Linked DNA regions of Homo sapiens: region 2 is linked to region 1. A link is a loop called in an ENCODE intact Hi-C map of the cell type or tissue named here. Cell type or tissue: endothelial cell of umbilical vein. All regions are shown on one strand. Each heading gives the region's core, and the rest is flanking DNA. Links, peaks and the distances in the headings are about the cores only. Region 1 overlaps HRH1 (histamine receptor H1). Region 2 overlaps ATG7 (autophagy related 7).

Evidence for each region. A loop is a pair of places that touch in the nucleus more often than their neighbours do. Peaks named below come from ENCODE experiments on the same cell type or tissue, not always from the same donor. Only the 100,000 strongest peaks of a DNase experiment are listed, where the experiment ranks them.
Region 2: it touches region 1 in a loop (6-fold over the local background); 3 of 110 quality-filtered maps call a loop at or near these places.

The regions. Positions count from the first base shown.
Region 1 is chr3:11,194,770-11,207,336 of GRCh38, reverse strand. The region is part of intron 1 of HRH1 (histamine receptor H1); the gene reads right to left. It overlaps LOC102723663 (a long non-coding RNA gene), which reads left to right. Exons shown (of 4, transcript XR_001740596.2): 3 at 12,133-12,344. Among named protein-coding and RNA genes, the nearest start is that of HRH1, 47 kb to the right of the region's middle. In endothelial cell of umbilical vein, for the core only: no CTCF peak of the experiment used is centred there; DNase peaks (open chromatin) are centred at 5,506, 5,896, 6,546 and 9,566; H3K27ac peaks cover 6,695 bases.
Region 2 is chr3:11,282,889-11,295,455 of GRCh38, reverse strand. All of the region lies in intron 3 of ATG7 (autophagy related 7), which reads right to left. It also overlaps the pseudogene RPL13AP27. Among named protein-coding and RNA genes, the nearest start is that of ATG7, 17 kb to the right of the region's middle. RefSeq lists enhancers at 4,045-4,174, 5,679-6,878 and silencers at 5,370-5,419, 8,697-8,829. In endothelial cell of umbilical vein, for the core only: no CTCF peak of the experiment used is centred there; DNase peaks (open chromatin) are centred at 6,255 and 7,125; H3K27ac peaks cover 4,084 bases.

The sequences.
Region 1 (12,567 bases), core at 2,340-10,339:
CGCCTTGGCCTCCCAAAGTGCTAGGATTACAGGCGTGGGACACCGTGCCCAGCCCAGGTCAGCCTGTTTCTAGGACCCATCACTCTGAACCTCTAGTAAGTTCTGCCTGAGCCTGGCCTTCAGGGCTGAGCATGACCTGGCTTCTGTCTACCTTTCCCGCCTTCCCCTCCCACTGCTGCCCCCTGCCCACCATCAACCCTCAGACCCCAAACTTCAATATACCCCAGTATCTCACACCTCCATGCCACTGCACCTGCTGTGCCCTCCCTGAAGCCCATTCCACTGCAAACCTCCAGAGACTTCCATCCGTCCTTCAACTCTCAGACCGAGTGTGCCCTTCTCTGTAATCCCTCCTTCCTTGACTCCACCCCGATAAGACAAAAGCCCTCCTCAGACCTCCCCACACTCCTCCTCCAGCTTCCCCCTCCTCAGCTCTCCCACCCTATTCCGTCATTGACTTTCCCTTGTCTGTCCCTTTCCACAGGTCCTTGTGCCCTTCGAGGGTGCAGACGGTGGTCTCTGCATCTCCTTTGCTCCACGTGCCAGGCACAGGTGCCTGGGAACTACAGAAGAGGTTGAATAGAAGGCTTAACAATGAGTTTGGAAGTCAGGCACAGAGGGTTTGACTTCCGGGGGCACCCCTTGCCAGCTGTATGACCCTGGCAAGTCACTCTTCCTTTCTGCGCCTTGGTCCCTGCATCTATAAATTGCTGTAAGGATGAAATTACATAATTATAGGTAAAGCACCTGGCACAGTGAACAGTCCACAAATCTTAGCTATAATAACAATGACGTCAGTTAAGTAACTCACTTAGAAACAACACTGGCCACTGAAGTGGAGGGCCAGTGAAGTGGAGTCAAGTGCTGGGAGGAAGTCCAGGCCAGCAGGCCAACTTTGGTATACAAAGATGTGAAAACACGCTTGGCGTGGTGGCTCACGCCTGTAATCCCAGCACTTCGGAAGGCCGAAGCAGGCAGATCACCTGAGGTCAGGAGTTCCAGACCAGCCTGGCCAAGATGGCGAAACTCTGTCTCTACTAAAAATATAAAAATTAGCCAGGCGTGTTGGCGTGTGCCTGTAGTCCCGGCTACTCCTCGGGAGGCTGAGGCAGGAGAATCACTTGAACCTGGGAGGCAGAAGTTGCAGTGGGCCGAGATTGCACCATTGCACTCCAGCCTGGGTGACAGAGCAAGACCCTGTCTCAAAACAAAAAAACAAAGATGTGAAAACAGCCAACCACCAGGTGGCAATCCATGCAAGAGCCCAGCTGCCGGGTGTGCCCCAGCTTCAAGCCAGACAGACCTCAGACATCCAGGGCCTGGGGAAGGTCCAGCCCCAAATGGCAGCCATCTGATAGCAGCAAAAGAAAACCTGTGGGCCAGGCGCGGTGGCTCACGCCTGTAATCTCAGCACTTTGGGAGGCCGCGGCGGGCGGATCACGAGGTCAGGAGTTCAAGACCAGCTTGGCCAATATGGTGAAACCCCATCTCTACTAAAAATACAAAAATTAACTGGGTGTGGTGGCGCATGCCTGTAGTCCCAGCTACTCAAGAGGCTGAGGCAGAAGAATCACTTGAATCTGGGAGGCGGAGGTTACAGTGAGCCGAGATAGTGCCGCTGCACTCCAGCCTGGGCAACAGAACGAGACTGTCTCAAAAAAAAAAAAAAAGAAAACCTGTGAACCTGGGGGCTGGGGAACAGAGCTCTTGCCCATGCGAAACATGGGGTGCTGGGAGAGCTCATGAAAATGTACATCATTCATGTGCCATGCGCTTGCTGAGTACTTCCCATGCATAATTCAATTTCAGCCTCATGGCAGCCTTTCTCAGTTGATGTTGTTATCCCAGTTCAGAGAGGAGTAAACTGAGGCCCAGAGAAGTTAAAAAACTTGCCCAAGGACATACAGCTAGTGAGTGGTGGAGCTGGGATTTGAACCCAGGCAGTCTGTTTCCAGAGAACTGCTTCAGGCCCTCCTGCCCCTATCAAGAGGCCAGGGCAGGGCAGAGCCTACAGGTGGGACTCCAGGGGTCCAGAGCTGGATGATCTACACACAGGGGATCACATGATGCAAGCAGTTTCCGTACAATGCGTTCTATTTAGGGTGGGTTGTCCTTCTCCAGAAGGAAGAATTTCTCCCTGGAGACTGGCCAGATGCAGCCTGGTGGGTGGCAGTGCATACATTCCCATCTCCTCAGACCTACCTACCAAGAACAGCCGCGCTGATGAGAGTCCTGTGTCACTGGCGAAATTGCTTCCAAATTGCCTTCTTCATTAACTGTGCAAATTTGCATCTTAATTAGGCTTAATGGAATACAATTACCAGACCCCACGTTTCTCTCTCTGATTTCAAGCAAGGATGCCACAGAGACAGGCCAGAAGCCAAAAACGTGGGGCTGGAGGGAGCCTGGTTGGGCTCTCCCTGCAGGAAACCTCGCATCTGGGAAAGGAGGGGCCAGGCGCTACCCAGCGGGGACTGCACCTGGTACATCCAGGCTCCTGAACTGAGGAGACCATGGGATTTGGAATCAAGCTTTGGGAAGCCTGCCTCTGCCTCTGACCAGTGGAGGACTGACCCTTTCTGAGCCTCTGTTTTCTCATTTGTAAATTGGAGATGGTGATAACATTTACTATGGGGTAGCTGCAGGGATCAAAGGTGATCGCGTGTGTGTTAGCACCTGGTAAAGCACCTAACACGTAGTTTGTTCTCTTTCTCCATGCCCTCCCTTTTTGAGGCCTACAAGGTTGTGCAGAGCTGATCCCGGCCTTCCCCTTCGGTGATTCAGTGAGCGTCAGCTTATTTCATCCTCCCTTCCATGCTCTGGCCATACACACTTCTGAGTCCTGGGAAGGCTCTAAGCTCCTTCCTGTCTTGTGAGCTTTTCAAGTGCTATTCCCTCTGCTTGGAACACCTGACCCCTGGTTAGTACCTACTCATCCTTCCAATCTCAGCTCAAACAGCACTGTCTCCAGGAAGCCTTCCCTAGCCCCAGAATAAACTCTCCTAACATCATTTATCTATGGGATTATTTAATATGTGTCCCTCTCTCTCCCACAGACAGTAAGCTCCATGAGTGCAGAGAACACTTCTATTGTGTTCTCTGTTGCATCTCCAGCTCCTGGTTCAGGGCTTATCACATAGTAGGTCCCATTCATGTCTGTTTAATGGATGGATATGAACATCCCACTGAGCCTCAGCGAATGTCAAGTGGGAGCCATAATCTCATCCTTATGGTGCTGTGAAATCATTAAATGATTTTTGGCACACAGTAGGTGTTTGACGAATGAGATACCTATTCTCCCATTCCTTTCAATTAAGGAAAAGTTAGAAGCAGGCATATAGGTAGCTTAAAGGACAGCATGTTCATGGATAGGAACCCCCAATATTGTCTAGATGTCAGTTTTTACCAACTTGATTTATAGATTTAATGCAACCCCAATCAAAATTCCAGCAAGTTATTTTGTGGATATAAGCAAACTGATTATGAAGTTTATATGGAGAGCAAAAGACCCAGAATAACCAACACAATATTGAGGGAGAAGAGCAAAGTTGGCAGACTGACACTACCCAACTTTAAGACTTACTATAAAGCTACAGTAATTAATATGGTATTGGTGAAACAATAAACAGAGTAATGGAACAGAATCCAGAATCCAGAGATAAATCGACATAAATACAGTCAAGTTGTTTTTGACAAAAGGGCAAAGTCAATACAATGGAGAAAAATTCTTTTCAGCAAATGGTGCTGGAACAACTGGACATCCACATGCAAAAAAGTACATCTAGATACAGACCTTACACCCTTCAGACAAAGTAACTCAAAATGGACCATAAGCCTAAGCATAAAACCAAAATTATAAAACTCCTAGAAGATAACACAGGAGAAAACCTGGATGACCTTGGGTTGGCAATGACTTTTTAGATACAATACCAAAGGCATGCTCCTTGAAAGAAATAATTAATTGAGAAGCCAGAAGGCAAAATGGTACAGCCATTTTGGAAGACAGTTTGGCCGTTTCTCACAAAACTAAATATACTCTTACCATACCATGCAGCAATTATACTCCTTGGTGTTTACCCAAGACTTGAAAACTTGTGTCTACACAAAAATCTGCACGAGTGTTTAAAGCAGCTTTATTTTTATTTATAATTGCCAAAGCTTGGAGGCAAGTAAGATGTCCTTTGGTAAGTGAATGGGTAAACTATGGTTCATCCAGATAATGAGATACTATTCAATGTTAAAAATAAATAAGCTATCAAGCCATGGGGAGAGATGGAGGAAACTGACATGCATACTATTAAGTGAAAGAAGCCCATCTGAAAACGCTACGTACTATATGGTTCCAACTGTATGACGTCCTGGAAAAGGCAAAACTTTGGAAACAGTAAAAAGATCAATGGTTAGCAGGATTTGGGCAGGGGAAGGGATGAATAGGCAGATCACAGATGATTTTTAGGAGAGTAAAAAATGCACGGTATTAGAATGATGGATACATATTATCCATTTGTCCAAACCCACAGAAAGTGCAACATCAAGAGGGAGCCCTCATGGAAACTGTGGCTCTGGGTGACAATGATGTGTCATGTAGGCTCATCCGTGGTAACAAATGCACCACTCTGTGGGGATGTTGACAGTGCAGGGGACTGTGCATATGTGAGGACAGAGGGTACATGTAAATCTCTATATCTTCAGCAGAATTTTGCTGTGACCCTAAGACTGCTTGAAGAAAAATAAAGTCTTCGTTAAAACAAAACAAAACATCTTGGCTAGGGGATGGAGGAGGGTGGGGGCCAGGAGGTCAATACCACATAGGGTCAGGATGCTAAAAGCTGGAAGAAGTCTTAGAAATCATCTAGTTAAAGTGGCTCCCAAACAAAGGTTCCCTTTATTTTTAATTAATTATTTATTTATTTATTTATTTATTTATTTATTGAGATGGAGTCTTGCTCTGTCACCCAGGCTGGAGTGCAGTGGTGTGATCTTGGCTCACTGCAACCTCTGCCTCTTGGGTTCAAGTGATTCTCCTGCCTCAGCCTCCCGAGTAGCTGGGATTACAAGGCGCTCACCACCACACCGGGCCAATTTTTGTATTTTTAGTAGAGACAGGGTTTCGCCATGTTGGCCAGGCTGGTCATGAACTCCTGACCTCACATGATCTGCCCCCCTTGGCCTCCCAAAGTGTTGGGATTACAGGCGTGAGCTACAGCGGCCAGCCTCAAAGTTTCCTTTTAATCTTTCCTTTTATTAGAAATTAGAAATAATTTTATCTACCGCAAAACTCAACCGTATGTATTAAGGAAGAATCCATTTTCCCCACCTCTGAATTACCCCAAGACCTCCAGCTCTTCAGTCCTGGTGCCTGCCCCGGTGAGGGGGGAGTATGTGGAGACAGCCAGCCCAGGCAATTTGGCAAAACAAGAGACTGCCCAACACTGCCACAGGCCTGGGCGGCAGACAAATGATTTCCTTTAACTTCTCGGAAAAGTTAACAATAGCCTGGACTTCACAGAGAGGGGCAAGGTCCCCGCTTTTATTTTTCCCAGCTGGACATGCTTCCTGTGAGCAACTCAGCAGGCACTTGGCAAGGCCCAGACAGGCTAGCTTTCTTCCTGGGCATGTCCCCCTTGAGGGTGTGGCAACAGCCCTGGTGACACCTGGAATTTTCAGACAGCCCTTCTCCGACTAGTCTAAGGATATGCTGTTTTTTCAGCCTGTTTCTTGGAACCCCATGTTTAACCTCAGGTCCTTATGAACCTCTGCAGAGGTTTCCCTCACTCTGATCCCCACTGTTAGGCACACACCCCAAAGCATCCAGGACACAGTGACTTCCTCTTAGCTCCTCTCCCTCATGTCTTTCTCTGCCCCTCCCACTGCCCTCTACCGTCCCCCAAGTCTAGTCTCTCTGCTTTGCTCTGGTTGCACCATTACTCACCATCCCATAATACCCCGTGCCCTTTCAGACTTTGGAGCTTGTGCACATGCTGTCCCCTTTGCCTATGAAAGGGCTTCCTCCATCTGAGCACCTGGCAAACTTCCATACAAGCAGGGCAAGTCAAATCCTTCTCCTGCACATCAGAGGCTTGCCTCTGTCAGCCCCTCTCTGGCCGTAGGGCAATTGGTTTATGTGCACTCTGCTTCCCCTTCTAGACTGAGGGGATCCTCTGAGAAAGATGGCATGTTTCCTCTGTTTGAGCTCCAGTTTGGACAGGGCCAGTAAGCAGCAGCGGGCCTCTGGATACCTTTCTCTAGCGAATCCACTGATAGATCCCCGAAAACTGCACACAGCATTTTGAGGGCAGGGGCATCTTTCTGAGGAGAGGCCCTCAAAGGGATCTATTCCCCCTTAAAAAACAAAGAATTCTACTCTAGACCCTCAGCATCTTAATGGAAGGGGATATGTCTAATCTTTTCCTCTATTTCACAGCTCTGCACATAGTAGGCCATTACTATAAAATGATATTAAGTCATGGAGTTTTTTTGAGCTGGTGATCTAGTCCAGCCTTCCCATTTCCCAGATGAAGGAGCTGAGCCCCAGAGCAGGGAAATGCCTTACTCATTTGTAAGCCAAATGGAATGATCAGGGGAAATGACTTTCTGCGTAAGGGTTAGGTAATGGTCATATATTAATATTAATTTCCTCACCCTTCCATGTATTCCCTAATCAGTTTTCAAGTTTCTACTCTGTGCGAGGTATAAGTGTGGGGATGCAGAAATGAACAGCACATAGTTCCTGCTCTTGGAGAGCTCACAAGCTGCAGGAAGAGATGAATGCCTGGATCATGGAGAAGCTAGACAGAGGAGGGAGGAATGATTTCCTGGCCTGGCCTCTAGGAAGCTTTGTGGAGAAGTGGCATCCAAGCTGTGCACAAAGGATGTCCCAGGCTCTTCAACGGCAGAGCTGAGCCCATGTCCCTGCTGTATTCTCCAAACAGTCACAGACCATATGGTCTCTCTATGGCATAGAGTAGTCATTAGGATGATCTAGGCTGTGAGTAACAGAAAACCCCAACTCACTTGGCTTATGTAATAAGGAAATGTATACTCCCTCTAATGAGAAGTCCCAAGTTAGGGCAGCTCCAGGGCTGGTTAGTTTCACACCTTAAAGACATCATCAGGGACTCCTATCCTTTCCATCTTTGGTTCTGCCATTCTCTGCATCTGTCAGTCGTGTCCTCAAACCAGATTGCCTCCTGGTTGCAAGATGGCTGCCACAGCCCCGGAGGTCACACCCAGACACAACAATATCCAAGGATCTTTCTCTCTGCATCTCTTTCTTAAGATCAAGGAGAATTTTTCTAGAGGCACCTGGACCCCAGCCTCACCAACCTCCCACATGTGTCATGTCCACTACTGAACAAATCACCAGCAACAGGATTAGGTTTCCCATGATGGGCTGAGCTGAGAATGGGGTCACCTTCTCTGAAGGGTAGTTACCTGAACAAGATGAAGCTTCTATTAACCAGGAGGCAGGGGAATGGCTGCCAACTGTGACTATCATATGAACCAACCCAAATGACCATTTCTCAGGTTCCTCATCTGGGGAGCACCTGAAATGGAGCCAGCAACGTGGTCAACTGTACATCTCTTCAGCCAAGCATGCTCTTAGATCCATCAACAGCAGGCGACAAATATGCCTGGGTCCCTAATGTGTGCTGGGCTCTGGGCCAGGTGCTGGGAGGACTAGGAGGGGCCAGAGAGGCACAGTCCTCTGCCTAGGAGGGGAACAGATAGGCAGGCAGGCAATTACAACATGCAGGACAGGTGTTGCAGCAGGGAAGTGGGGACTGTGAGAGCACTGGGGAGGCAGCTCACTGCCCAGGACAGGAAGGATGTGTGCAGGAAAGGCTTCCTGGAGGAGGCATTGTCAAAATCAGGGCCTGAGGGGAGAATGGGCATTAGCCAGGCAAGGAGATAGTGGGACACTGCAGGCAGAGGGAACAGCATGCGAAAAGGCCCTGAGGTGAGGGCAAATAAGGCAGCTCCCGGGACTGGCAGTGTGCTTCATAAGTAAGCACTAGACTCTAAGGAGAGTTGCTCAAATCCTGGGGTCACCACTAATGGAAAATACAACCACAGGCAAGCTGCTTAACCTCTCTATCCCTGAACTATTTCACCTATAATATAGAGATTACAAGCTTGTAATCCCAGCACTTTGGGAGGCTGAGTCCAGGAGTTCAAGACCAGCCTCCAGGAGTTCAAGACCAGCCTGGCCAACACGGTGAAACCCTCTGCTAAAAATATAAAAATTAGCCACATGTGGTGGAATGCACCTGTAATTCTAGCAACTTGGGAGGATGAGGTATGAGAGTTGCTTGAACCTGGGGGGCAGAGGCTGCAATGAACTGAGATAGTGTCACTGCACTCCAGCCTGACTGATGGAGTGAGACTCTGTCTCAAAAAAAAAAAAATGTGTGTGTGTGTGTGTGTGTGTGTATAAAGAGAGAGAGAGTTTACAATACACAGGGTGGTGTGGGGTTCAAAAAAGTTCACATCTATGAAGTTTTCACCACAGTGTACATTCTTAACTATTGTAATTATCTTCTTATGGTTATTATGAAGATTATCAGCTCAAACAGTCCGCCCATTTTTTTTTTTTTTTTCAGATAGGGTCTCACTCTGTCACTCAGGCTGGAGTGCAGTGATGCAATCATAGCTCACTGTAACCTCGAACTCCTGGGCTCAAGCGATCCTCCTGCCTTGGTCTCCCAAAGCACTGGGATTATGGGAGTGAACTACCGTGCCCAGTCTCTGTCAGGCATTTTGACAGGAAGTCCTCACTCTCCTTTTTCCATCTCAGAGAATGGCACTACCATTTACCTGCACCTCTAATCCAGAAACCAGGCAAAAACAGACATTCAATGAACAGCAGCGATTATTATAATAATAAGAGCTGGGTCTCTCAGTCATTCATTTGCTACTGTCATCTTGTCCCTTCGTTAAATAAAATCCTGGCAGCAGGAAAAATGGAAATGATACAGATCAGAGGGAGAGAATGTTAAGAGCGTCGGGAATTGGAATGTGGGGGGATGGGGGATGGAAGCTGGTTTGGATGTGACTTTGTGGGGAAGGGCAGACACTCAGGGGAATGAGCAGGCACCGTGGGCCTGAACTCCTCGGCGGGCAAGGTAGGGGATGTCCCAGGACAGGACACATGAGGATGCAAACAGCAAACTGCAGCTGTTAGAACCTCACAGCCTTGCAGATGCGGAGCCTGAAGCTTCCACTACCCCCATGCTAAAGCTAGTGAAAGGAGGTAGATGACTGAGGGTACTGGCGAGTAATGAGGGCCCAGGGAGAACCAGGCAACTGAGGCTTCAGCTAAACAGTAGAATAAATGATGCCGAACAACAAGCAGAGTCGAGCGCAGCCTCCGCATTTCCCAGGCAGGGAATGAGATTGGAGTTGAGAGACACACCTCCAATTACCAGCTAATAAAAGGCAGAGCAGGAATTCCCAATCACAGACCTGCCAAATGTGGTCTTTCCTCAGTTCCCAAGAGTTAATGCTGGAGGGTTACAAACAGTGTAGACAGCAGAGGAGCCTGCAATGAGCTGTTTTTTTCCTTCAATTAGTTTTATGGATGTATGTCCTGACCCCAGAATGTAATCATTTACTGTAATACTTTTAAAAGATGGTCTTTAAAAGGCATGTTTACAGCGATGACCAGTGATTACAATTGTGAAGTCATACTTTCCAGAAATGATTACTAAATTGGATTGCATTACTTTATCTACTTTTTATTGAATTCATTGAGTGGCCACTATAAACATCCAAATTGGCACTGAGGTCATTTTCAGATTAATGTGCCTTTCCCAGACAGTACCTTTTGTTCAAAACAAAGTAATTTATAGAGCATCCTACAATATAAAAGGCTCCGTATGGCCCCTTTTCTGGGGGATAATTTTAGGGGAAGAAATATCTTTGCCTATAGATGCCAGGCCCTGTACCAGGCACTGAAGTTATAAAGTTGGGCAAAACATCCAGGGTGCCAGCCCTCAGGAAGCTCACAGCCCAGGAGAGAAGTCAAACACAAAGAAGCAATTATAAATCGAAAGAAATCAAGGGAAGTTATAGGAACATAAAAAAGGGTCTCCTAACCCAATGCTGCTCAGATTTAACATGCTCATGAATCACCGGGGGATCTTGTTATATTTCAGATTCCAGTTGAATATGGCTGGGCCAGCCTGAGATTCTGCTTTTTTTTTTTTTTTTGAGATGGAGTCTCGCTCTGTAGCCCAGGCTAGAGTGCAGTGGCGCGATCTCAGCTCACTACAAGCTCCGCCTCCTGAGTTCACGCCACTCTCCTGCCTCAGCCTCCTGAGTAGCTGGGACTACAGGCGCCCACCACCATGCCCAGCTAATTTTTTTTTTTTTTTTTTTTTTGTATTTTTAGTAGAGACGGGGTTTCACCATGTTAGCCAGGATGGTCTCGATCTCCCGACCTCGTGATCTGACCACCTCGGCCTCCCAAAGTGCTGGGATTACAGGCGTGAGCTACCGTGCCCGGACGAGATTCTGCATTTTTAACAAGCTGCCAGGTGATCCTGATGCTGCTAGTCCATGGATCACACTTTAGCTGAACAGCTACATATGACTGGGGATATAATACCCTGTGACAGCATCATACACAGTTTCCAAAAGGGCAGCTTCTCAAATATTTTATATGGGCTGAAGGGCTCTGAGAGATGACTCAACAAAGGGCGCAAGCATTAAGTTTCACCATCAGTATAGGGCAACTCCCATGTGCTAGGTGAGTAAACAGGCATGTCCCTATCATAATGGAGTGAGCAGTTGAAGAGGAGTAGATGAGTAAAAATCAAGGAGAATTGCTTGAACCTGGGAGGCAGAGGTTGCAGTGAGCCAAGATCACGCCACTGCACTCCAGCCTGGGCTACAAGAGCAAAGCTGTCTCAAAAGAAAAAAAAAATCAAGGAATCACACGGACAAATGTAACAGTGTGTTTGTGGCAAATGTGAGGAATGTCTGTAAGATGGGGATGTGACCTGCTTAGGGAGGCTGAAGAGGGAGGAAAGGGTGCTCCAGGATGAAGGAATGGCACAAGCAAAGCCCCGGCTGAGGAGCCGGGCAACTGCAGTGAGGCTGCTGCGCAGGGCCAGGGAGGGATGAGGCTGGAGACTTAGGCAGAGGCTGGATCATGCAAGATCGTGTGGAGAGTTCTGCCTCCAGCCTAAGAACACCAGGGGCACCGAGGAGCTTTAAGAGGGAGGAGGGAATACAGCCAGATTTACATTTTGAAGAGATCACTCTGGCTGCAGGAAAGAGAATGGACTTGGCGGGGCCAGAGTGCGGAGTCCCTTCCCTGGGAGGGTGGAGCTAGGCTTGAGACAGAAAGCATTTTAGTCTCTTCCTGGGGGGCATAAAACTCGAAAGCTGTTGCTGGCTGCTTTCTGCCACAGGATGCTGGAAACAGTGACAGACAGTCTGCTAAGAACAGAATGAATCAGACACACAGGAAGTAACTGGAAGAGAGACAGCGTGTTTGGGGTGGGGACAAGCATGGGATGGGGGGTGGTCTGCACATTTCAGCCCCTGGTTCCAGCCCTTCCTGAAGCTCATCTGCAGCTCTGCCTTGATTTCTTTGGGACGGCTTTGTATCCCTATGAGGAGCTCCTTGAGGTGGTTTATGTCCCTGGCAACCCAGAGAGTCCTGGATAACGCACCTGAATTGAGGCTTTCAAAAGGGCAAGAAGCAGGACACCAGGAAGAGATTATCCAGATAGCTCATTTCATCCAATACTGTCATGAGAGTCACTTGGTTCTGCTGAATACACGTAGACCCTCGAGCTTCAGCACAGCCACACCAGGTCATTCCCACTCTGTACGCTGAAGTGGAGGGAACTTCCAGTGGTGGGGGATTGAGGAACCACATGGCAGATATGCCTCAATGTGGTGCCAGCTGGAAGCACAGTTGGCTTTCAAGGCCAGCAGCTGGGACTGTCCACCTAGCCCCAGGCACAGCTGTTTATGGTTTCTCCTCACGTTGGCAGTTTGAGTTTGATTTACAAGGGTCTAAGAGGAAACTGAATCTTTTCAAAAGGAAAACAACTTTGCAGAAGCTGCCTGTTTTCCAAGGAACCACTTTTGACGATGTTTTGCTCCTCTTGGTTACAGGTAACAAGAGGATTCAGAATCTGAGAGATACTGCTTAAAAGGAAAATGTCCTGGAGGGATGCCAAACTGCACTCTCAAAGGTTTCGGCTGGATGTGTGATATTGATGGGGAAACCCATTTCAGTGTCTCTAAGAAGGGGGTAGTGCTCCTCTTTCCAGGATGTCTCTGGGGAATCTAGAGCACCCCAAAGTGTGGTATGCATAGAAACATTGGTAAGCACAGTGATGATGTTTTCGGTATCTCACAAAGAAGCTGTTGTTTTAAGGATTATGCATCAATTTTAAGGCGTATTAGAAAAAAAATATCAAACTGGCAATTTCACAGCTTTTAATGCTCAGGATGAGGCTTAAATTAAAAACTGAGCTGACTTTATTCATTTATTTATTTTTTGAGACAGAGTCGCGCTCTGTCGCCCCAGCTGGAGTGCAATGACAC
Region 2 (12,567 bases), core at 2,726-10,725, 88 kb before region 1:
GATTCCTAATGGGTGGTTTGTTGTTGTTTTTCAACAGGCTGAATATGCTTTCCACATTTAAAAAGATGTTTTGGCAACAGAAATCCAATTTTGAATGAATGAAAGACTCACAACAAGGTCTTAAAAAAACTGAAAAGCAAACAGAAGGAATGAGGTGGGAATTATAATAATTATTTTTCTATATAATTGATAAGCTTCATTGATCACAAAAGACAACACATCACTGTCCCTAAAATTCCCCACTGCCTCAGTGTGGCTTGCAGCATCACATCCCCAGATAGCGCCTGACCAAGCGTTTTCCAACATTCACCATCTTGAGCACATATTTATTTATTTTTTTCTCTGAGACAGAGTCTTGCTCTGTTGCCGAGGCTGGAGTGCAGTGCCACAGTCTCGGCTCACTGCAACCTCCACCTCCTTGGTTCAAGCAATTCTCCTGCCTAAGCCTCCTGAGTAGCTGGGACTACAGGTGTGCACCACCATGCCCGGCTAATTTTTGTTTTTTAGGAGAGATGTGGTTTCACTATGTTGGCCAGGCTGGTCTCGAACTCCTGACCATGTGATCTGCCCACCCAGGCCTCCTAAAGTGCTGAGATTACAAGTGTGAGCCACTGCTCCCGGCCTTTGAGCACTTATTAAAAAATGAGGATGCCTGGGTCTCACTCCCACTTCCTGTGGAGGAAAGAAGATTCGATAAGAGAAGGGATAGTGATGGAGGCCAGGAGTCTGGAGTTTGCCTAGTGCCTCAGGTGATGCTGCTGTAGGTTTGGTGCTATTTTGAAGCCTAGGTCACTGGCACTTATTTTTGGAGGCCCCACCTCAAAATCACCTCAAATGTATTTGAATGCACCCTCAACTCCTATTAAATATTTTTTGGCTTTTAATTGTTTGAAAGAATTTTTATAATTTTGCCCAATGGAAAACAGGTGATTTGGCCAGGCTCAGTGGCTCACGCCTGTAATCCTAGTACTTTGGGAGGCCAAAGCGGGGGATCGCCTGAGGTTAGGAGTTCAGGACCAGCCTAGCCAATATGGTGAAACCCCCATCTCTACTAAAAATAAAAAAAAATTAGCCGGGTGTAGTGGAGTGCACCTGTAATCCCAGCTACTTGGGAGGCTGAGGCACGAGAATCTCTTGAACCTGGGAGGCGGAGGTTGCAGTTGCACTCCAGCCTGGGCAACAAGAGCAAAACTCCATTTCAAAAAAAAATAAAATAAAATAAAAAGAAAACAGGTGATTTGAGGATTTGAGGCACACGTGTAGAAACACTCTCACAGCCTCCTGTTGTTTCCTGGGCCTCTAATCTCTCCCTTTCCCTCTTTTCCTCTACAATGCAGCTAGCGTTTTCTTCTACTGTTGGTTTTTGAAGGCTTCCATGCTCAGCCCTCTCCTCAGTCATTCATTTTCTTTCTTTCTTTTTCTTTTTTTTTTTTTTTTTGAGACGGAGTCCTGCTCTGTCGCCCAGGCTGGAGTGCAATGGTGCAATTTCAGCTCACAGCAACCTCGGCCTCCCAGGTTCAAGCGATTCTCCTGCCTCAGCCTCCCAAGTAGCTGGGACTACAGGTGTGTGTCACCATGCCCGGCTAATGTTTTTTTTTTTCTCTCGATACGGAGTCTTGCTCTGTTGCCCAGGCTGGAGTGCAGTGGCATGATCTCGGCTCACTGAAACCTCTGCCTCCTGGGTTCACGTGATTCTCCTGCCTCAGACTCCCAAGTAGCTGGGATTACAGGCGTGAGCCACCATGCCTGGCCCTAATGTTTTGTATTTTTTAGTAGAGACAGGTTTCGCTACATTGGTCAGGCTAGTCTCAAACTCCTGACCTCAAGTGATCCGCCTGCCTTGATGTACCAAAGTGCTGGGATTACAGATGTGAGCCACCCCGCCCGGCCAGTCATTCACTTTCTTTCTTTTTTTTTTTTTTTTTGAGACAGAGTCTCATTCTGTCATCCAGGCTGGAGTGTAGTGGCACGATCTCGGCTCACTTCAACTTTCACCTCCCGGGTTCAAGTGATTCTCCTGCCTCAGCCTCTTGAGTAGCTGGGATTACAGGCATGCACCACCGCACCCGGCTAATTTTTTATATTTTTGGGAGAGATGGGGTTTCACCATGTTAGACAGGCTGGTCTCAAACTCCTGACCTCAAGCAATCTGCTCGCCTTGGCCTCCTAAAGTGCTGGGATTACAGGCGTGAGCCACCACACCCGGCCAAATCATTCACTTTCTACAACAAGTTCTGTCTGTATGCCAATGAATCTCAGGACTGTACTTCTAGCTCTAACCTCTAAACATATATTTAAGTGTCCTTTAAAGCCAGGACTTAGATTCCTCAGAATCTCAAATTCAACAAATCCAAAATTCAACATATATTTTCCCTAAATTCTGCCCCTTTCTCTGTATTTCCTAGTTTGCTTAATAGTATCACCTTAATTCAAGGAAGAAATTTCAAAGTCATCTTCAATTTTTCTCTCTCTCAACGCAATAAAGCACTAATTCCTAGAAGCTCAACCTTAAACAGTCCTCTGGAATGAGATGAAGGTTAACAGTTACTGAACACAGACCAAAACTAGGCACAGCAGCAAGGGTTGTTCAATTGAATTCAATTCTCTCAGAAGCCCTAAGGAATAGCTCCAATTTTATAGAGGAAGAAACTGAGGTTCCAAGAAGTAAGAAATTCACACAAGGAGGCTGGGTGTGGTGTGAATTCAATTCTCTCAGAAGCCCTAAGGAATAGCTCCAATTTTATAGAGGAAGAAACTGAGGTTCCAAGAAGTAAGAAATTCACACAAGGAGGCTGGGTGTGGTGGGAATTCAATTCTCTCAGAAGCCCTAAGGAATAGCTCCAATTTTATAGAGGAAGAAACTGAGGTTCCAAGAAGTAAGAAATTCACACAAGGAGGCTGGGTGTGGTGGCTCACGCCTGTAATCCTAGCACTTTGGGAGGCCAAGGCGGGCAGATCACCTGAGGTCAAGAGCTCGAGACCAGCCTGACAAACATGGTGAAACCCCATCTCTACTAAAAATACAAAAATTACCCAGGTGTGGTGGTGCACGCCTGTAATCCCAGCTATTTGGGAGGCTGACGCAGGAGAATTGTTTGAACCCAGGAGGCGGAGGTTGCAGTGAGCCAAGATGGAGATCGTGCCACTGCACTCCAGCCTGGGCAACAGAGCGAGACTCTGTCTCCAAAAAAAAAAAAAAAAGAAAGAAAGAAAGAAAAAAATAAATTCACACAAGGCTATACAGCTAGGAAAGTAGGGGAACCAGGATTCAGCTTCCAGATTCACGCCACTCTGAAGCCCATGCTCCTCATGCAACTTCATGCTTCCTGTCTAGGTCTGCCTGCCTTCTCTCCATTCCCACTGCTACGTGCCAGGCTCCATCATCTCACACCTCGGCTCTTGCAGTGATATACTCACGGGTCACTGCCTTTGGCCCATCTCCTCCAAACAAGGTGACAAACTGCCACCAGGAATGATCTGCACAGGTGGCTCCCTTGTTTAAACAAACAAACGAAAGCTTACTGGCCTTACTACACAGAGAATAAGGTGCTGCAGCCTTAGCCTGCTAGTTTCCTGATCTTCTGCATGGCTGATGTTCCTAGGAAACCTTTCCCCTCTCTACCAGGAAAAGTACTTCTCATCTCACAAGGTCCTTATGAAGCTGTCAGTAACAGTCAGTGGATATTAACAGTTCCCTTCTCAATGGTGACAGATGAACACTTCCATTAGGGCATTTACCACCATGAACTGTGCTTGCTGTTTTGATAATACTGTTAAAAACTATTTAAATAACAGCAGTAGTAATGTCATATTAGTAACTGTTCTTATTAAATGCTCATTCTGTACCAAGCACTACACTAAACAGTTTACATGTTATTCCCTTGACAACCCCAGTGGTAAGATTATGCCTACTTTACTGAAGAGAAAACTGAGACACTGGGAGCTTAAGTAACTTGCCCAGAGTCACACAGGAAGTGGTAGAGCTGAGATGATAACCCGGGTCTGCTAGCTTCAAAGCCCCTGTTCTCGTCACTATATTACACTGCCTTGAAGGAAGAAACTTCTTTTCAGGAACTTTCTACTGCCCATCAGCCTCACACATGCTAAAAAATAACCAATTATTCACAAGCTAACCTCCTCTCCAACAGTCAAAACAAAAAGGCCCTGGCCAGAGCTATCATCCAATGTGGAAGGAAATCAACACAGTTGCAGACAGTGGTACAAAAGGATTTCATCTAAAATCCTCTGTGTGACAGATCATCAAGTCCCTACATATGTCAGTCATCCACAACTTTCTCTTCAAGGACAAATGTAACTTGTTTTCATCATAATTTTGATGACCTGCTAAGGACATCAAGATGGAATTTTACCAGTGCCAGAGAATCACAAAGACAAAAAAGAAAACTCTATTCTACAGCACTTCGGTAGCTGGGTAAAAGCGACTAAGGATGACTACTTAAAAGATAACAGACATGGCCGGGTGAAGTGACTCACGCCTGTAATCCCAGCACTTTGGAGGCTGAGGTGGGTGGATCACTTGGTAAGGAGGTCAAGACCAGCCTGACCAACATGGCGAAACCCCGTCTCCACTAAAAATACAAAAATTAGCCGGGCATGGTGGTGCATGCCTATAATCCCAGCTACTCAGGAGGCTGAGGCAGGAGAACTGCTTGAACCCGGGAGGCAGAGGTTGCAGTGAGCTGAGATCGCACCATTGCACTCCAGCCTGGGCGACAAGGGTGAAACTCTATCTCAAAAAAAAAGAAGATAACAGACATTTTGTATATTAATTGCAGATAGTGGTTCCTGGTGCCTTCAAGGTTGTGCGTCTGAAGCCTAAAATAAAGTCTGCCTACCTGGGGGTGGCTGGTTCATGAGGTTGGCTGGAAGTACCAGGCAGTGACAGCTACCTGGAGGAGAAGAGGAAGGAGAAGGCCAAGATCCACTACCAAAAGTAAAAACAGGCCATGAGGCTGCAGAAACAGGTGGAAGAGAACGTGGAGAAGAAAACTGATAAATACAGAGTTCCTCAAGACCATGGGCTCCTGGTCTGAGCCCAGTAAAGACAGCTTATTCCTCATGCTTGGCCTGGCCTGCCCCTCCTCCATCACCGCGCTGGGATGTGGGGGACCCAGGCGGCAGTCCAGGTGCTGAATGAAGGCAGCCTAGGACTTAGAAAGATGGGAAAGAGGAAAGGGCCTTAGTCACTGCCTTTCTATAAAGTTATTTGAAACAATTCTAGGAGTTGTGCAGACATAATTTGCTTATGACCTACTTGTTCATGAGAGAGTTTTTAAGAACAACTAGTTACTTCTGTTTCAATATTAGCAAAAGTGAGCTGGAACACTAATTGGAGGGGAGCCCTACCCTGTGAATCAGGCATCTATTTCCTACCCGGTCTATACTATAGACTGCAGCTACCAGGATGTGAGAAAACACATGGGGACAATATGAGTTTGCTGTTGTACAAACGTTATTTATAGAAGCATAGACTGGGAAGATGTGCGACCAAAGGGGTTCCAGGTATTGCCCTTATTCCTTCCCTGTACTTTGTAAACAGAACAAATAAACTACTTTTACAGAGAGAGAAAAAAAAGGCCCAGTGCAGTGGTCCATGCCCATAATCCTAACTCTTTGGGAGGCTGAGGCAGGAGGATCGCTTGAGCCCAGGAGTTTGAGACGAGCCTGGGCAACATGGTGAGACCCCATTTCTACAAAAAAAGTTTTAAAATTTGCCGGGCATTGCAGGGCGCATCGGTAGTCCCAACAACTCGGGAAGCTGAGGTAGGAAGATAGCTCGAGCCCACCAGGAGGTTGAGGCTGCAGTGATCCATGATTGCACAAAAGTAATTTGCATAAGAGGCACATCCTTCAAATATTTTCTGACTTATTTGGCCTTAGGGAAATTCTGAACAGAATCCAAGGGCCTATTTCATAAGAGGATATAGTTGATGTTGAGCTGCTGAAACCGTTCCATGACAGGCTGAAAACAGAAAAGTCTTAAGCAACATCAGCATGATGAGGAATCTTCTGGAAATACCTAAACAGGACAATCTATGGTAAAGGTATCACTTAGGAACATACACGTCTATGTAACATCACTACAGCGCTTAAGCTGGAAGGGAAGATTTAAGAAGTAATGGTCGGAGGGGAATTTGGGGGGAAGTGAGTCATAGACAGAGTTATTCATGTGTCACTAATCTAAATCCAAACATTACCTACTTCCTGAAAAAGTAAGGCTTGCCTGTATAACCCTGGACAGTGCAAGTGAAACTTCGGCCTCTGCTTAGCTTAGAAAGATAAAGGATTGTTTCTATCACACTTCAACATTATATTCAGACACAGTCAAGGAAAGAAATTAACATAGGCATCAATGTAAGTGTGTTTCAATTTTATTTCAAACTATTTCAGGATGTGAAACATCCTGAGTTACACAAGATGGGATTGTGTCACTGCCAATTAAACAGGAAAGGTTTTGATAGGGATTCAACACTGTAATGAGCAAGAACTCTAGTGGTGTAAGAAAGCCTGCAGTAGCCAAGAAGTTCAGTCAAGATTAAACTGAAATAGCAGCGTGTGTGGTTAACCAATACAATCCCCCGGGGCTGTGTCTACCACCCAAACTTGGTGCAAATTTCAGACTTTAATGAAAATAAAACTCAGTCACACTCAGCACAAGTAGGAGCTCAGAAAATGTCACTGAATGAGTACTTACCAAAAGTTTCTGTCCACATGGATCTAAATCTTTTGTTTTTTAAGATCAAATCCCCACAGGAAATGTGCAGTGGCGGTTGCCTCCCAAGAAAGCTGCTAGGAGGTGAGGAGAGAGGAGTGTGGGGAGACTTATTTTCACTGCATGACCTTTTTTGCCTCTTAAAGTTTGTATTATGTATATAAAACAATACAGAAATAACTAAAATAATTAAAGAAAAAAGTCCTAACCCAATGGCAAGAAGACAAAGAGAGAGATAAAAGACTAGCAGCTCAACTGCTTTGGTTCCAAGAAATCATAGCTGGGAGATCCTTGAAACAAGCACCATGTCTTACTCATCTTTCTTCAGGACTGAGCACAGTGCCTGGATCATATTAAGAGCTCAGTAAAGGTTGAAATGAAATAATAGCTCTCTTTTCGCACAAAGGGCCAATGGATGGATGCTATATAGTAAGATAAATTTCAGCAGTTTAAAAATTACTAATAGCTTGAATTGTCCAAACAGGAAATAGATCAGAGAGATAATGAGTTCTCCATTAGCAGAAGTGTTCAAGCATATATTGGATGATTATTTGCCACGTAATACTGCACAAAGGATTGCTGTATCAGGCAGTCAGACAAGACCAGGGTCTGGCAAGCTTTTCCTGAAGAAGGCCAGATAGTAAATATTTTAAGGCACTGCAGGCCTCAAACAGTCTGCTGTGTATTTTATTTTTTTTACAACCCTTAAAAAAATGCAAAAACCATTCTTAGCTCCTGGACTGCACAAAAAAAGGCCTCGGGCAGGACTTGATCCACAGGCTATAGTTTGCTGACTCCTGGACTAAATGATCTTCCAAACCTGTTATCTTTTGATTCTTTGAAGGTGCCAATAGTATATTTTGTTTTGAGGAAGACTGATATTTTTGGCATAATCTTTTTAAAGGGCAGTAAAGATCAGTGAGGGCGCTGAGGGCGAAGGCCAGATTCTAAGGCCACATCTGCTGGCCTGCAATAGGCACCTTGTAATGCTGCAAATACTTCTTTATGAACTGGTAAATACAGTCTACTCAAAACATTCACACATCTCTCAGCATCATTAAGCCAAGACGAAGCTCATTTGATATTTATTAAGGCTCATAACGTTCCGGAAAGACTGCATCAGCAGCATTCTACATCTTAAGCAGGCATATGACTACACCTCTGATGGTTTCCTTATGCTTTCTCCCAGACCGCCGCTGCTGCCTTCCGACTTTTCTAGTTCTACCCCACGGCCCTGTCACTCCTCACCTCTGACTTGATGCTCCTTAGCAGCCGCTCTCAGGCCCCCATGGCCTAGAACTCACAGCCCCTCTGTCTGAAAAGTGTTCCCTGTTCTCCCTCACCTTGCTTCTGTGACTGCCTGGCATTCACAGAGCAGCTCAGAGGTGACCTGCTCAGGAAAGCCTTCTCAGAGGTGCCTCGCCTGTCTTCACTCCCCTCATACTCCTCCCCTGGCAGCTATATTTAATCACTCCTGGCTCTAAGCCACCTAGACATTTGGTATTGTTTTTCAACTCTTTGCTTACCTGTTTGCCTCCACCAAACTTGATTGTAAACTCTACAAATACAGATCCTGGCTCATATTCCTTTCAATGTCCCTAATCCCTTGTGAGTGGCTCTCAAACATTACTAGGATGAATTTTAGAAACCTTTTATCAGCCAGGCACAGTGGCTCACACCTGCATCCCAGCACTTCGGAAGGCTGAGGCAGGAGGACTGCTTGGGGGCAGGAGTTCATGACCAGCCTGGGCAACATAGCAGAACACCATTTCTAGAAAAAATTAATTTAAAAATAAAATAATAATAATAATAAAAAAAGGTTGGGTGCGGTGGCTCACACCTGCAATCCCAGCACTTTGGGGGTCTGAGGCGGGAGGATAGCTTGAGCTCAGGAGTTTGAGACCAGCCTGGGCAACATGGGCAACATTCCGTCTCTACCAAAAATATTTAAAAAGTTAGCTGGGCATGGCGGTGGCATGCGCCTGTGTTCCCAGCTACTTGGGAGACTCAGGTGGAGGATCGCTTAAGCCTGGGAGATTAAGGCTGCAGTAAGCCAAGGTGGCAAGATGGCACCACTGCACTCCAGCCCAGGTGATCGAGCCAGACCCTGTCTCAAAAAAAAAAAAAAAAAAAAAAAAAGAAAGAAAGAAAGAAAAGAAAAGACAAAAAAAAAAACACAAAACAAAAACAAGGAACTTTCTATAGATATCCTCCCGAAAAGAAACAAAAGCAAGAAATAACCCAAACTTCTATGACTATGAGAACAAACCCCAGAAGCCAATTACCACAGAATATGGAGTAAGGAATCATGAAGAACATACGACGATATGCCATATAACTTAGGTCCCTAAACCTATTATTGTTTTTTCAGGACTAAGACCTTAGCGGGCAGGAAACATGCATGCACAAATCAGTGCAAATAAAACCTTATGCAACTGCATATGAAAGTAGTCAAGAATAAATGTTTCTTTCTGAAAGCATTCTGGTAGCTACTAGTGACAATATCTGGTCATTAATATAGCATTTTAATGAAGAGATTAAAGTTAACACCAGCAGCAACGTGACAAACAGACACTGTGTGCTATCTGATAGAATGCCATGGAAAGAACACAGCATCTGTGGTGTTTGGATGAAAATACACAACCTGGATCTCATGGGAGGAAACATCAGATAAACCCAAGTTGAAAAACATTCTACAAAATGACCAGGATTATAGTCTTCAGAAGTGCCATGGTCTTAAAAGTCAAAGGGAGACAAGGAGCTGTCCCAGACTGAAAGAGACCACAAAGACGTGACAGCTGGGGACCACGTGTGATCCTGGGATGATGCTCCACTATAAAAGGACATTATTGGGACAAAAACTGAATGGGAGTCTCTGGGAGATGGATAAATAGAAGGTATCTGTCTTATTCTTGTAGAATTTCTGTAAGTTTGAAACTGTTCCAAAATAAAATAGTAAGAATAATTTTATCTTACTATTAAGATAAAAGCTGTGTGTCACACACAGCTTTATACGTTGTTCAACAGGCAAAACCAATCAACCTGACAGAAGTTAGAATGGTGATTACAGGGTGAGGTGGAGCTACTGACTTGAGAAGGCCACGAGGAAGGCTCCTGGGGAGATGGAAATATTCTGTATCTTGAGCTGGGTGGTGGTTACAAGGCATATACCTATGTAAAAAGCCACAAGCTAAACATTTGCTATCAGTGCACTTTATGTATGTTATCCATGAATAAAGAAGTAAAATAGGGCTGGGTGCAGTGGCTCACACCTGTAATCCCCACACTTTGGGAGGCTGAAGGAGGACTGCTTGAGCCCAGGAGTTCAAGACCAGCCTGGGCAACACGGTGGGCCCCCATCTCTACAAAAAATAAAAAAAAATTGCCAGGCACCTGTAGTCCCAGCTACTTGGGAGGCTGAGGTGGGAGGTGGGAGGATCACTTGAACCCAGGAGGTCGAGTCTGCAGTGAGCCGTGATTGTGCCACTGAACTCCAGCCTGCGTGACAGGGTGAGAATCTGTCACAGGAAGGAATTTAAAAAAAAAAAAAAGGCCGGGCTTTTAAAAAAAAAAAAAAAAAAAAGGTGGCTCACACCTGTAATCCTAGCACTCTGGGAGGCCGAGGTGGGCAAATCATGAGGTCAGGAGATCAAGACCATCCTGGCTAACACGGTGAAACCCCGTCTCTACTGAAAATACAAAAAAAAAATTAGCTGGGCATGGTGGCGGGCGCCTATAGTCCCAACTACTTGGGAGGCTGAGGCAGGAGAATGGCGTGAACCCGGGAGGCGGAGCTTGCAGTGAGCCAAGATTGCGCACCTGCACTCCAGCCTGGGCGACAGAGCAAGACTCCGTCTCAAAAAAAAAAAAAAAGGCCAGGCACAGTGGCTCACACTTGTAATCCTAGCACTTTGGGAGGCCAAAGCAGGATGATCACTTGAGCCCAGACAAGACCACTCTAGGCAACATAGTAAGATATCATCTCCACAAATAATTTTAAAAAATTATTATGGAGTGGTGGTGCACGCCTGTGGTCCCGACTACTCAGGAGGCTGAGACAGGAGGATCGCCTGAGCCCAGGCAATCCAAGCTGCAGTGAGCCATGACTGCACCACTGTATTCCAGCCTGGGCAACAGAGCAAGACCCCGTCTCAAAAAATAAAATAAAATAAAAAAGTAGAACAAAACCCCTATCTTTAAACCATACCAGTCCTACGAAGAGAACCTTCATTTATTCATCCAACAGTTAACAGATGACCTACTTAAATTTAGCTTTGGTAAAAAGCAATTCATTACTCTAAATAAGTAGCCTAAATGAGAAATCATTTCCATAAAGTTTTCTGGCATTTTGTGACTAAAGAAGCTAAGGATGGAATTATTTTGGCTTGGCTGCTTATAGAATTAATTGAAGCAGGAGTGCTTCCTGGAGTGAGACCGCCCAACCATTCTCCCTCTAGGATTGGACACAGCAAATAATCAAGCCAGTATAGGATTTTTTAAAATGAAGAAGTGTAGGATATTTTTTAATGAAGAAATACAGGATTTTTTAAATGAAGAAGTAATTCACTTTAAAGTGAAGAAGTAATTGTAGAAAATAAAAAACAGAGGGAGAGAAAAAAACAAAAACAAAAAGAACCTGTCTTTAGGGGAAGCTAGACACACAGGCCTCTAGTTTCCATAAACCAGCCTGACAATGCTAAAAATTATCACACTCTGATTTTTCTGTGTGTTTTAGTTTTTTGTCTGTTTGCTTTAGGAGAGCAGGGGAGTTTTTTTGGTTTGTTTTTCTTTGAGACAGAGTCTCGTTCTGTCGTCCAGGCTGGAGTGCAATGGCGTGATCTCGGCTCACTGCAACCTCCGTCTACCGGGTTCAAGCGATTCTCCTGCCTTGGCCTCCCACATAGCTGGGATTACAGGCATGCGCCACCATGCCCAGCTAATATTTGTATTTTTAGTAGGGTTTTGCTTTGTTGGCCAGGCTGGTCTCAAACTCCTGACCCCAGGTGATCCACCTGCCTTGGCCTCCCAAAGTGCTAGGATTACTAGGCGTGAGCCACCATGTCCACCACAAGCAGGAGAGTTTTTAATGGTTCAGGGAAAGGATGCTAAAAGGAGAGGTAATGTAATGCAGTCAGGAATCAGGTCTTTATACAGATGAACCCGAGTGTGGATTCCACCTCCACCTCCTATTGGCTGAGAAGCCTAGGGCAGGTTAGGGCAGGTTCCTTCACCCCCCTGCACCTGGATTTACTCAGGTGTAAGATAAGGACAGGTATAACTACTCTAGAACTTGCTGGGAGGGCTAAATGTTTGTGAGGTGCTTGCTACAGTGCCTGGCATACAGCAAGCAGTCAATAAATGGTAGCTGCTGGTAGTTTTTCTTGTCACTGCCCCATATTAGCCAACAATGCCTGACTAATGTGGTTCCCCTTCCCCATGCTCACTATGAAAATTTCCTCTGCCTAAAACATGCCTCATTTAAAGCCTACCTCCCTCAAAAGAGCTCTGCAAGCACAACAGAGGCTTAATTAAAAGGAAATGGTCAGTCTCCCACTACAGGTCATCGAGAAGTCCAAAAGAACAAGTTCTAAAGGGCAGCGAGCACTCAGTGTCCGATTTCTCTGAGCCCATGTGGGGCCATTCACTTAGCAGAAGTGCCAGAATAACTGCAATTTGGCCCTGAAGTGCCTTCTCTGGGCCAAAATGGAGCACACAGAGCAGGCTTCTATTCTCATTTTCCCAGCTGCAGGGCTGCAAGCTCTGGCAGTCATTAAAATAAGCACCAAACCACATGACCAAGTCCCGCTGACAAACAGCATATGTTCTTAGCTGCT